Regions from separate parts of the Homo sapiens genome. Here region 1 is linked to region 2. A link is a contact called in ENCODE Hi-C or POLR2A ChIA-PET data. All regions are on one chromosome and are shown on one strand. The core of a region is the stretch at or near the end of the contact, and the rest is flanking DNA. Distances in the headings are between cores, read along the strand shown.

The links. A loop is a pair of places that touch in the nucleus more often than their neighbours do. ChIA-PET counts read pairs that join two places held with the same protein, here RNA polymerase II (POLR2A). Pooled maps may share reads with other maps.
Region 1: a pooled map shows a loop between it and region 2 (2.2-fold over the local background). The contact joins two enhancer-like sites. A Hi-C loop is called at or near these places in 2 of 50 pooled maps. POLR2A ChIA-PET finds 5 or more read pairs at or near these places in 4 of 52 experiments (A673, H1, WTC11 and 1 more).

Annotation. Positions count from the first base shown.
Region 1 is chr10:35,296,471-35,301,962 of GRCh38, reverse strand. LOC107984220 (a long non-coding RNA gene) reads left to right here. Exons shown (of 3, transcript XR_007062113.1): 2 at 2,704-2,889; 3 at 5,390-5,418. It also overlaps a transcript of CCNY not described here. Among named protein-coding and RNA genes, the nearest start is that of CCNY-AS1, 37 kb to the left of the region's middle. RefSeq lists a silencer at 1,398-1,447 and an enhancer at 1,170-2,369. Within about 2 kb of position 1,647, at least 3 of the 41 ENCODE cell types and tissues checked have a DNase peak (open chromatin) inside an H3K27ac peak, as active enhancers do.
Region 2 is chr10:35,376,480-35,382,253 of GRCh38, reverse strand. The region is part of intron 1 of CCNY (cyclin Y); the gene reads right to left. Among named protein-coding and RNA genes, the nearest start is that of CCNY, 43 kb to the right of the region's middle. RefSeq lists a silencer at 2,559-2,853. Within about 2 kb of position 2,898, at least 18 of the 41 ENCODE cell types and tissues checked have a DNase peak (open chromatin) inside an H3K27ac peak, as active enhancers do.

The DNA of each region.
Region 1 (5,492 bases), core at 398-2,897, 79 kb after region 2:
TAAATAAATAAAATAAAAAATAACAATGAAGGCTGGGCGGGGTGACTCACACCTGTAATCCTAGCATTTTGGGAGGCCGAGGCGGGCAGATCGCTTGAGCCCAGGAGTTTGAAACCAGCCTGGGCAACATATTGAGACTATGTCTACAAAAAATACAAAAATTAGCTAGGCATGGTGGCATGCACCTGTAGACCTGTCCCAGCTACTCAGGAGGCTGAGGCAGGAGGATCACTTGCGCCCAGGGAGATCAAGTCTTCTGTGAGCCGTGATCATGCCACTGCTCTCCAGGCCTGGGTGACAGTGAGACCCTGTCTCAAAACAAAGCAAAACAAAAGACAGCGATGAAAACAGGCTTCCAATAAAAAAAATAAGAAAAGACTGCTAATTTGTCAGGCTCAAATATCCCATGTGTTCAGGGAGTAAGAGAAATACCGTGCATAAAAGCTCTATACAGCCAAGAACATCTGCAAATTGATTATCACAGTTTGCCATGGACTACATGGAAGTGAAGTGACTTCATTTTACCTTCACTCTCCTAGGTAGGATATAAACAATTCTATTATGAAACATTTCCAGGAAAGTCTTCACACTGTCTCTCAGACAACTCTTTCTAGTGTTAATGGAAATAGATAACACATTTCAACCCATATTCAAAACTGGACCTTCCATCATGTCTACACACATTGGCCATATATTTGTTAAACAAGGAATATTATGCTTGTATTTAGGCAAAAATAGCTCCGAAAGCTAATATATGTTGTAGTTAAGATCTCAGCCCTGGTGCCAGATTATCTGAGTTTGAATCCTTGTGTGATCTCTCTAAAGCATCTTTTCTCCTATTTAAATGGGTATAATAGTCGGGCACAGTGGCTCACCCCTATAATCCCAGCACTTTAGGAGGCCGAAGCGGGCGGATCACTTGAGGTCAGGAGTTTGAGACCAACCTGGCCAACATGGTGAAACCTCGTCTCTACTAAAAATATAAAACAAATTAGCCAGGCATGGTGGTGGCCGCCTGTAATCCCAGCTACTTGGGAGGCTGAGGCAGGAGAATCACTTGAACCTGGGAGGCAGAGGTTGCAGTGAGTTGAGATTGCACCACTGCACTCCAGCCTGGGTGACAAGAGCAAAACTCCATCTCAAAAATAATAATAATAATAATGGAATGAATATTAGAATACTAGCTTGAATAAATAATAGAGCTTACATTAGAAGTCTTAACAAACAGCATATTTACTTTGAAAATGCTCTAAGCAGTATGTCTGCAAGCACATGTAACCCACTGAGTAAAGCAGTTGTTAAGCAGAAAATAAACATAGATTTTTAATGAACCATGTGGCAATGATACATAAAAAATAAATTGTATAAGCGAATGCAAAAATAAAGATCTAAGAAAAACAAATATGAGACAAGACTACTGCTTCTGGCCATGAAGCAGTAACTGGTACTGGACTTGCCCTACTGCAATAAACAGCAGGACGCTAGAGAAGATATATGAAACAATTGTTTCAGACTCTGAACAACAGACAAAGCAGAACTGTAACCCCCGAGAGAAGTGAAACAAGGCAAGACCCACGATCACCCCAGCTTTCTTTCTGAAGCTGCTTTGCAGATTGTGATACAGGAGGGGAACTCAGGCAGGGCGTGGCATCTCAGGCAGGGCGTGGCAGCCTTGCTGCTTTGATGAGACAGAGCAGAAGTAGGGATGAGGGAGGGCAGCTGGAATTTCCAGGGCGGGGTACCACAGATGAGTAAGCTAGACAGAGCAAGAGCTCGAAATCCACATGGGAGCCCTCTTACATCTTTGGCTCACGCACAACGTAAAACTCTGCGAGGCCAAGCAAAGAGCATCTACTAGGAAACTGTAAGAGGAGCAGTCCCCAGAGATCTGAGAGATGTTCAGGTTCTGAAAAGACAAAGCCTAAAGACCTCGAAAGGATACTGTTCTGAAAACTTACGTGATTGTAGGAGTGGCATCATATTATTTGAAGGTACACTGATAAACTGAAGATGTATTCTGTAAACCTACAGCAACAATTGTTTTTAAAAAAGGAGTGTTATTCACCAATGGAGAATATAAAATGAAATACTGAAAAATACTCAACTAATCCAAAAAGGCAGGAAAAGAAGAAAAAAATAAAAACATATGGTATAAATAGAAAACAAACAGCAAGACAGTAGATTTAAACCTAACCGTATCAGTAATTATACTAAATGTATATGAATTAAGCATTCCAATTATAAATCAAAGATTATCCAATTGGGTAATAAAGTAAGGTCTGACTCTCTGGTGTCTACAAGAAATCCACTTTATACAGACACAAGAATGTTAAAAGTAAAAGGATGAAAAAAGGTAAACATGAGACATAAGAAAGGTGGATTGACTGTATCCATTTCTGGCAAAACACACTTTAGGACAAGAAATATTACCAGACATAAGGAGGGACATTTCACAATGATAAACTATCAAGTCACTAAGAAAAAATAACATTCCTAAATGTGAATGCACCCAGTTGTAGAACTTCAAAAGACTTGAAGCGAAAACTGACAGAATTTGAAAGGGGAAAAAGACAAATCCATAATTTAAGTTGCATATTTCACCACCTTCTCTTGTATTGATAGAAATAGCAGACAGAAAACTGGTATGAATACAGAAGACTTGAACAGCACTATCAACTAACTGGATCCAATTAACTTTTACAGAACGCTCCACCCTGCAATGGCAGACTAAACAGTGTTTTCAGTGCAGATGGAACGTTCATCATATGCTGGGCCATGAAACTAGTCTCAATAAATCCAGCAGGATTGAAATCACATACCGGGCTTCTCCAACAAAATGCAATTTAATTAGAAATCAGTAACTGAAACTGGAACTCTTCTACACTGCTGGTAAGAATGTGAAATGTTACAATCACTTTGAAAACAGTTGTCAGTTTTTTTAAATAATGAAGTCAAACATATAAACAATTGCACTTCTTGGTATTTACCTAAGAAGAATGAAAACATATGCTCATACAAAACATACACATAAATGATTTTAATCATCTTTATAATTTTCAAAAACTGGAAACAACCAACCAAATATTCATCAATAGATAACTTGATAAACTAACTACAGTTACAAAAAAACAACAACAACAAGGCCAGGTGCAATGGCTCATGCCTGTAATCTCAGCACTTTGAGAGACTGAAGTGCAGCACCACATGAAGCCAGGAGTTTGAGACCAACCTGAGCAACATAGTGAAACCCTGTCTCCGCAAAAAATTAAATAAAAAAAATTAGCCAGACGTGGTGGCCCTCACTTGTAGTCCTAGCTACTCAGGCGGCTGAGGCAAGGAAGAGTGCCTGAGCCCAGGAGTTTGAAGCTGCAGTGAGCCATGATTGTGCCACTGTACTCCAGCCTGAGAAACAGAGCAAGACCCTGTCTCTGTTTTTTAAAAAAGAAAAGAATGGAATAATACTCAACAATACAAATGAGCAAAGTACTAACACATACAACATTGATAAATCCCTGAAACATGCTGAAAGGCCAGACATAAAGAGTATATTGTTATGATTACATTTATAGAAAATTCTAGAAAATGTAAAACTAATCAATAGTGACACAAAGCAAATCAGTCATTCCCTGGTGCCAAGAGTTGGGTTGGGATTGTTGCAAGGAGATATGAAGGAACTTTGGGGGATGATGGAAATGTTCTATATCTTGAATATGGTGAGATTATATTTGTGAAAACTCATTGAAAGGTGCACCTAAAATGGGTGTGCTTATTTTACGTTAATTACACTTCAACAAATTTCTGTTCCATTGGTCTATGTGTCTGCTTTTGTACCAGTACCATGCTGTTTTGGTTACTGTAGCCCTGTAGTATAGTTTGAAGTTGAGTAATATGATGCCTCCAGCTTTGTTCTTTTTGCTTAGAATTCCCTTGGCTATTCAGGCTCTTTTTTTTTTTTTCATAAGAACTTCTAAATAGTTTTTTCTAGCTCCATGAAGAATGTCATTGGTAGTTTGATAGGAGTGATGTTAAATATGTAAGTTGCTTTGGGCAGTATGGCCGTTATAATGATATTGATTCTTCCTATCCACAAACATGGAATGTTTTTTCCATTTGTTTGAGTCATCTCTGATTTCCTTGAGCAGTGTTTTGTAATTCTTCTTGTAGAGATCTTTCACCTCGCTGGTTAGCTGTATTCTTAGGTATTTTTTTCTTTTTGTGGCAATTGTGAATGGGATTGCATTCCTGATTTGGCTCTCAGCTTGGATGTTGTTGGTGTTTAGGAATGCTATTGATTTTTGTACGTTAATTTTGTATCCTGAAACTTTGCTGAAGTTACCAGATCAAGGAGTTTTAGGGCAGAGACTATGGGGTTTTCTAGATATAGAATCATATCATCTGTAAACAGGGATAGTTTGACTTCCTCTCTTCCTATTTGGATGCCTTTTATTTCTTCCTCCTGCCTCATTGCTCTGGCCAGGACTTCCAGTACTATATTGAATAGGAGTGGTTCCTTGTCTTGTGGCAGTTTTCAAGGGGAATGCTTCCAGCTTTTACCCAGTCAGTATGATGTTGGCTGTGGGTTTGTCATAGATAGCTCTTATTATTTTGACGTATATTCCTTCAATGCCTTGTTTATTGAGAGTTTTTAACATGAAGCGATGTTGAATTTTATCAAAAGCCTTTCTGCATCTATTGAGATCATTATGCTTTTTGTTTTTAGTTCTGTTTATGTGACGAATCACATTTATTGATTTCCGTGTGTTGAACCAATCTTTTTTTTTTAATTTGTATATATTTTTTCTTTTTTTATTTGTGTATTGAACTAGCCTTGCATCCCAGGGGTAAAGTCTACTCAATCACGGTGGATTCGCTTTTTGATGTGCTACTGGATTCAGTTTGCCAGTGTTTTGTTAAGGATTTTTGCATCCATGTTCATCAAGGATATTGACCTGAAGATTTTTTTGTTGTTGTGTTTTGCCAGGTTTTGGTATCAGGATGACACTGGCCTCATAAAATGAGTTGGAGAGGAGACCCTCCCCTCAATTTTTGGAATAGTTTCAGTAGGAATGCTACCAGCTCTTCTTTATACATCTGGTAGAATTCAGCTGTGAATCCATCTGGTCCTGGGCTTTTCTTGGTTGGTAGGCTTTTTATTACTGCTTCAATTTCAGAACTCATTATTAGTCTGTTCAGGGATGCAATTTCTTCCTAGTTCAATCTTGGGAGGTGGTATGTGTCCAGGAATTTATCCATTTCTTCTAGATTTTCTAGTTTGTGTGCATAGGGTTTTTGTATTTCTGTGCAGATGGTGGTAATTTCATCTTTCTCATTTCTAATTGTGTATATTTGGTTCTTCTCTCTTTTTTCTTTTTTCTTTTTTTTCTGACAGAGTCTCACCCTGAGGCCCAGGCCGGAGTGCTGTGACGTGATCTTGGCTCACTGCAACCTCTGCCTCCCGGATTCAAGCAATTCTCCTGTCTCAACCTCCCAAG
Region 2 (5,774 bases), core at 1,649-4,148:
CAGCAATTTCAGACACAGAGTAATCCTTCAGTACAAGTAATGCCCTGTGTAACTTTCTTCCTATCCTAACGGTTCCAGTTGCACATATGAAAGATTCTCAATCTCCTCACTTAAAAACGAATCACAGAAAAAGCCTTCGCCTACAACGGCATATCTAACACATTAGACACCCAGGAAGGAATATTTTTTAACACACCCTCCATGTATGAAAAAAATTATTTTCAGTAATAGTTATGTAAAAATCAGTAACTATTATTTTCTTGATTTGTTCTTTAGTTTTAAAACAACTGTCTTAAATGTGATAAGTTTTAATTTTACAGATATTATTTTTGCACTTACCAAGCAAAAATATTACACCTCATGGTTTGCATTCTGTTTCACTGTTGTAATTTTTAAGGACTCTTGGACAAAAACTCCAAGTGATCAAACAGAGTGACAATTATAGTCATCAGTAACACTATCATTTATTTCAAATCTACTGTTTAAAAACAGATATACGTAATACTACAGAGTTAAATACACAAGACTGTCCTAAGCAAGCTTTCTGAACAATTCTAAAGTCTTAAGAAGTTACTCTGGAAATGAATGCAAGCAGCTGAATCCCCATGTGTTTAGGGCTAATCTGACACCAGGAGTGTCAGATTTAACCTCCATGTTGCATACAGTATTTCTTTTTTTTTTTTTTTTTGAGACGGAGTCTCACTCTGTCACCCAGGCTGGAGTGCAATGGCACAATCTCAGCTCACCGCAACCTCCACCTCCCGGGTTCAAGCAATTCTCCTGTCCCAGCCCACCCCCTCCAGTAGCTGGGATTACAGGCACGTGCCACCACATCCAGATAATTTTTTGTATTTTTAGTAGAGACGGGGTTTCACCATGTTGGCCCGGCTGGTCTCAAATTCCTGACCTCAGGTGATCCACCCGCCTCGGCCTCCCAAAGTGCTGGGATTACAGGCATGAGCCATGGCGCTCGGCCTACAGTATCTATTAAAGGCTAAGTACTCAAGAAGTACTCACTTGAAGCTTACGTATCTATTATTAAAACTCAATAAAGCAATTATTTAGAACACCAACAAAAGATTTTGGGGGAAAGAATATCACCGACATTGTTTAGAACTGCAGGCAAAATTCTAGACATTTAGACTTTACAGGCAGACTTCTGGATGCTTTTATTACTGTTATTAAATCCTCCACAGACAATGCACCCCTCATCACCAGCACTGGAGCAGACCACTCCCACCACCCCAGCCTTGGGATGCCGCTGTCTGCCTATCAGAGTTAAAATGGTACTCGGACGCTTCAAGCCCAGAAAGTCAGTTGCAAAAGAATCAAAAGAATAAAGGAAAGAGAAAAGCCACAGAAAATCACAATAAAAGAAACAACGAAGGAGTGAGATCTCTTGGTTCCACTTCTAGCCTGACCTCAGCTGACCGTGTATGTCAGGCAAACTTTAAAACTTCTCCAGGCAGTGCAGCAGAGAGGGTGAAGTCACAGGCGGCTGGCTGCGGACTGGGAGACCCCAGGCAAGGTTCTTAATCTCTCTGGGCCTGTCAGTTTTCTCATCTTCAAGAGAGGAAATATATTTGTATCTAACCCCAAAAGGCTATTGGGAGGTGATAAAAGTAAAGCATGTGAAGTGCTCTATATGTGATAGTTGTACCTGGGCAATATCTTAAAATTACTAAATCTGGGTGAAATATAGAGACTCATCGTACTATTATCTTTAATTCTGTATAGTTTTGAAACTTTCTGAAATAAATGTTTGAAGTTAGTTATTATCAGGTTCCTTAAATACAACACGTAAGAGAAATAATCACCTCCAAGGTCTCTTTGGGCTTTAAAACTCTCTGATACATTCCACACTGGAAGGATAGGATTCCCAGGTGGAAATCAGGAGTGGGAGAGAAAGGGAAAGACATTAGAGAAATAAGCTGTGACCACCAGTCACCTCCTCAAGTAATCACTGCATAATCAATGTTTCACACATAAATGCTTCAATGATTGGACCCTGAGCTGACTCCAAGCATTCATTACAAAATACAAACCAAAATGGGAGCAGCACTTCCAGATCCAAGCCCTCGAGGATCTAAGACTGGTACCTGGCAGCCTCCTTAACCCAGTATCTGTTGGAGTTCAAGTCCTACTCGCTTCCAAAACAACATCTTCCAAGTGTAACCTAACCAATATCTGGGACAGTGTTCCAAGTCCAAACGTTCGAAACACAAAGTAGTCCTCCCATACAAACTGTTGACTAGTTCACATTTTTTTACTGCGCTGAGTGGAATGCTTCATATGACAGCCTGGGACTGATGAGTACTAAAATTCCTGGAGATGACAGCTATGTTTCTCCTCCTTGTGTGGTAAAGTGGGATTTCAAAGCCTCCAATAGACGGCTCCATCATCTGTTGGCCCAGCTAAGTTTCCTCCCAACAACTCTCAGGGTAAAAGGAAAGAAGGGGTAGGGGGTGGATAAAGGCAAAGGCAAGCACGAGAGAATTCTCAGTAAAAGAAAGCAACATCCCTGCATTCAGGGCCTTCCTGCACCACATTATCTTCTTTTCCCACAAGCTTCGCTTTGTTCTCAATAGGCCAACATTCTAAATCAGCTGAAACACATCACTTCGTCACCAGGAGGAAATGTGGAGTTCCAGGATATGCAGAGCTGTGATCATGCAGACTTCAGCTAAGTCAACAAGTTCTGCCAGTAGCTCACTCAATCACTTCCCTCGCTGGTTCTAAGTCTTGAATTTAGAATCAAATTGCTACTTGCTAGATCCCTTGAGAAAAGATGTCATTTCCTGTAATACAGAGTCTGGCTCCATTTCTGACATCTGACTGCTGTTTTCAGGCCCCACCGCTCCCCACCTTCCCCTTCTGCCCCCATCTGGGCAAGCTGATAAGAAAGCCTGGGGCCCCCTCCTTTGGCACTTGCAGGAAGTTCAAACCATCCAGGTCCAGGGGGGCAGGGAAGGAAGCCTTCGACCAGCCCCAACCCCTAATCATGTAAAAGCCAAGCCAGTCTCCTTTCCCTGCTCTCTCAAGACACTTTTGGACCCGAGAGCCTGCCTGCTCTCCCCCAAAAGCTTTACTATGTGAATAATTCACCTTTTCTTACTCTCTTGGTACATCGTGAGGTCTCATCAGGCTGACACGTGAACCAAACTTTGTGTGGGTCCATCCCACCTCTGTACAGTGGCAACAGCATTTCCCAAAGTAAAAGACCCTGCATACTCCTTTCAACCTTCATCCAAAAATGCATTGGTGCATCAACTCCACCAATGTCTCCCTTGACTCTGGCCATGAGAAACCTCTGTCTCAGCTTCTCACCAATAAAGCAAGCCTAGTGCAGTTGCAAACAAACCAGCATAAGTTAGGAAGCAGAGGCTCAGGACAGGTACCCATTCCACCCCTAACTAACCAGATGACTCTAGACAATTCCACTGCCATTTCTGGGTCTCATTTCCCTCACCTACTAAAGAAGTGTAACAGTACACCCTCTGTGCCTAACTAGTAAGATCATGGTAAGGATCGAACGGGGCAGGATGTGGAACAGCACTCTGCAAGCCATCCTGACTCACACATATTCTAACTCCCCCAGCACGTCCCGGGCTTCATCTCCCTCGCCCAACACTCAGCTCTGCTCTTCTACTGTCCTTCTAGCTCCGTGCTCAAACAGAAAAACCCTCCTAACTTTTCTCAACACACATACACCCCACCCTAGCCAAAAAAGCAACCACCGAGGGCTCCGGTAACCTCTTCTAGGAAGTCACCCATATAGACAACTTAGCACCAGCACTCTATTCTCACAAATTCTCCCAAAAAATCCTTTTTTCTTTTATATTGTAAAACAGTCAAGATCACACCCGCTGAAGCCAACCAAAAAGACACAGGCTCTCATCACACAGAAGTCAGAATTCTGGAAAACTCGTATCTACCACCATGAGCTTGAAAGCTTCCCAATAATTAAGACTTCTGAGGAGGTCAGGGATGATATTAGCAAATGTGATTTTAGACAGAATAATGAAATGAGTCAATATTTGGAAGATCTGCATAAATTAGTGAACCAATACTTTCCCAAATGACAAAGCATGATGACACAAAATCTTGCATGTGGTAAAAGGTCCATTTAAAGTATAAGACAGATCAATAAACTTTAACATAAATGATTTCAGATTCCACAGTGCAACTAACCTTTAATAAATTACCATTTGTCACATTTTGAGGTAGTGTCAAAGAATATCCATGTTATCTTAAAAGTCCATAAAACAATACTCCTTTCTTTTCCAATCACATCTGTGTAAGGCTGAATTTTCTTCACATACTTTCACAAAGCAACATAGCACAAAAGACTGACACAGAAGCACATATGATGTTCTTGCTGCCTCCTACTAACCAGACATTAAAGATATAATAGAAATGTAAGGTAATGCTACTCTTCTTACTTAATTTTTTGTTTTGAAGATTTTTTAAAATAAAAATGTATGTTAACATATAATGGTTACATTATAATGTTATTTTTTAAATTAGTATATTTTTATTACAAGTTTTAATTTCTAATATGATATCTACAGACATAAAAATTCTTCTCTACAATTTCCATTATTGAGTTGTAATTCACATGCCATCAAATTCACCACTTAAATAGGTACAGTCATGCTTCCTTAATGACAGGGATATGTTCTGAGAAATGTATTGTTAGGTAATTTTGTTGCTGTGCAAACGTCATAGAGTGTACTTACACAAACCTAGATAGTCATAGCCTACTTCACACTTGGTTATATAGGACAGCCGGTTGTTCATAGGCTACAAATCTGTACAACATGTTAATGCCCTGAATATTATGGGCAATCGTAACACAATGCTAAGTACTTGTGTATCTAAATATAGAAAAGGTACAGTAAACATATGGTATAAAAGATTAAAAATGGTACACCTGCATAGGGTACCAATCATGCATGGAGCTTGCAGGACTGGAAGTTGCTCTAGGTCAGTCAGCAAGTGAGTGCTGAGTCAATGTGAAGGCTGAGGACATTACTGTACACTACTGTCAACTGTATAAACACTGTACACTTAGGCTACACTAAATATATATTTTTTTAAAAAGTAATTATACTATGACATTACGGCAACACTCAGCGATAGGAATTTTTCAGTTCCATTATAATCTTATGGGACCACCATTGCATATGCAGTCAATCCTTGACCAAAACATCATTATGTGGTGCCTAACTGTACAATTCAGTGGTTTTTAGTACATTCACAAAGTTGTACAATCATCACTGCTATGTAATTCCAAAACATTTTCATCACCCTAAAAAGAAACCCCAAACCCTTTAGCAGTCACTCCCATCCTCTTCTCCCCCCATCTCTGGCAACTACTAACCTACTTCCTGTCTCTATTAGATTTCCCTGTTCTGGACATTTCATATACGTGAAATCGTAATATATGTGGCTTTTTATGACTGGCTTCTTTCACCTACCATAATGTTTTAAAGGTTCACCCATGTTGTATCAGGTATCATTACTTCCCTCCTTTTAACGGCTAAATAATACAGGCTGAGCATCCCTCATCTGAAATGCTTAGGACCAGAAATGTTCTGGATTAAAGGCTTTTTCGGATTTGGGAACATATGCATTATATGCTTATCAGCTGGCCATCCCTAATACAAAAATCCAAAATCTGAAATGCTCCAATGAGTGTCTCCTTTGAGCATCATGTTGGCACTCAAAGTTTTAGATTTTGGAGCATTTCTGATTTTGGATTTTCAGATTAG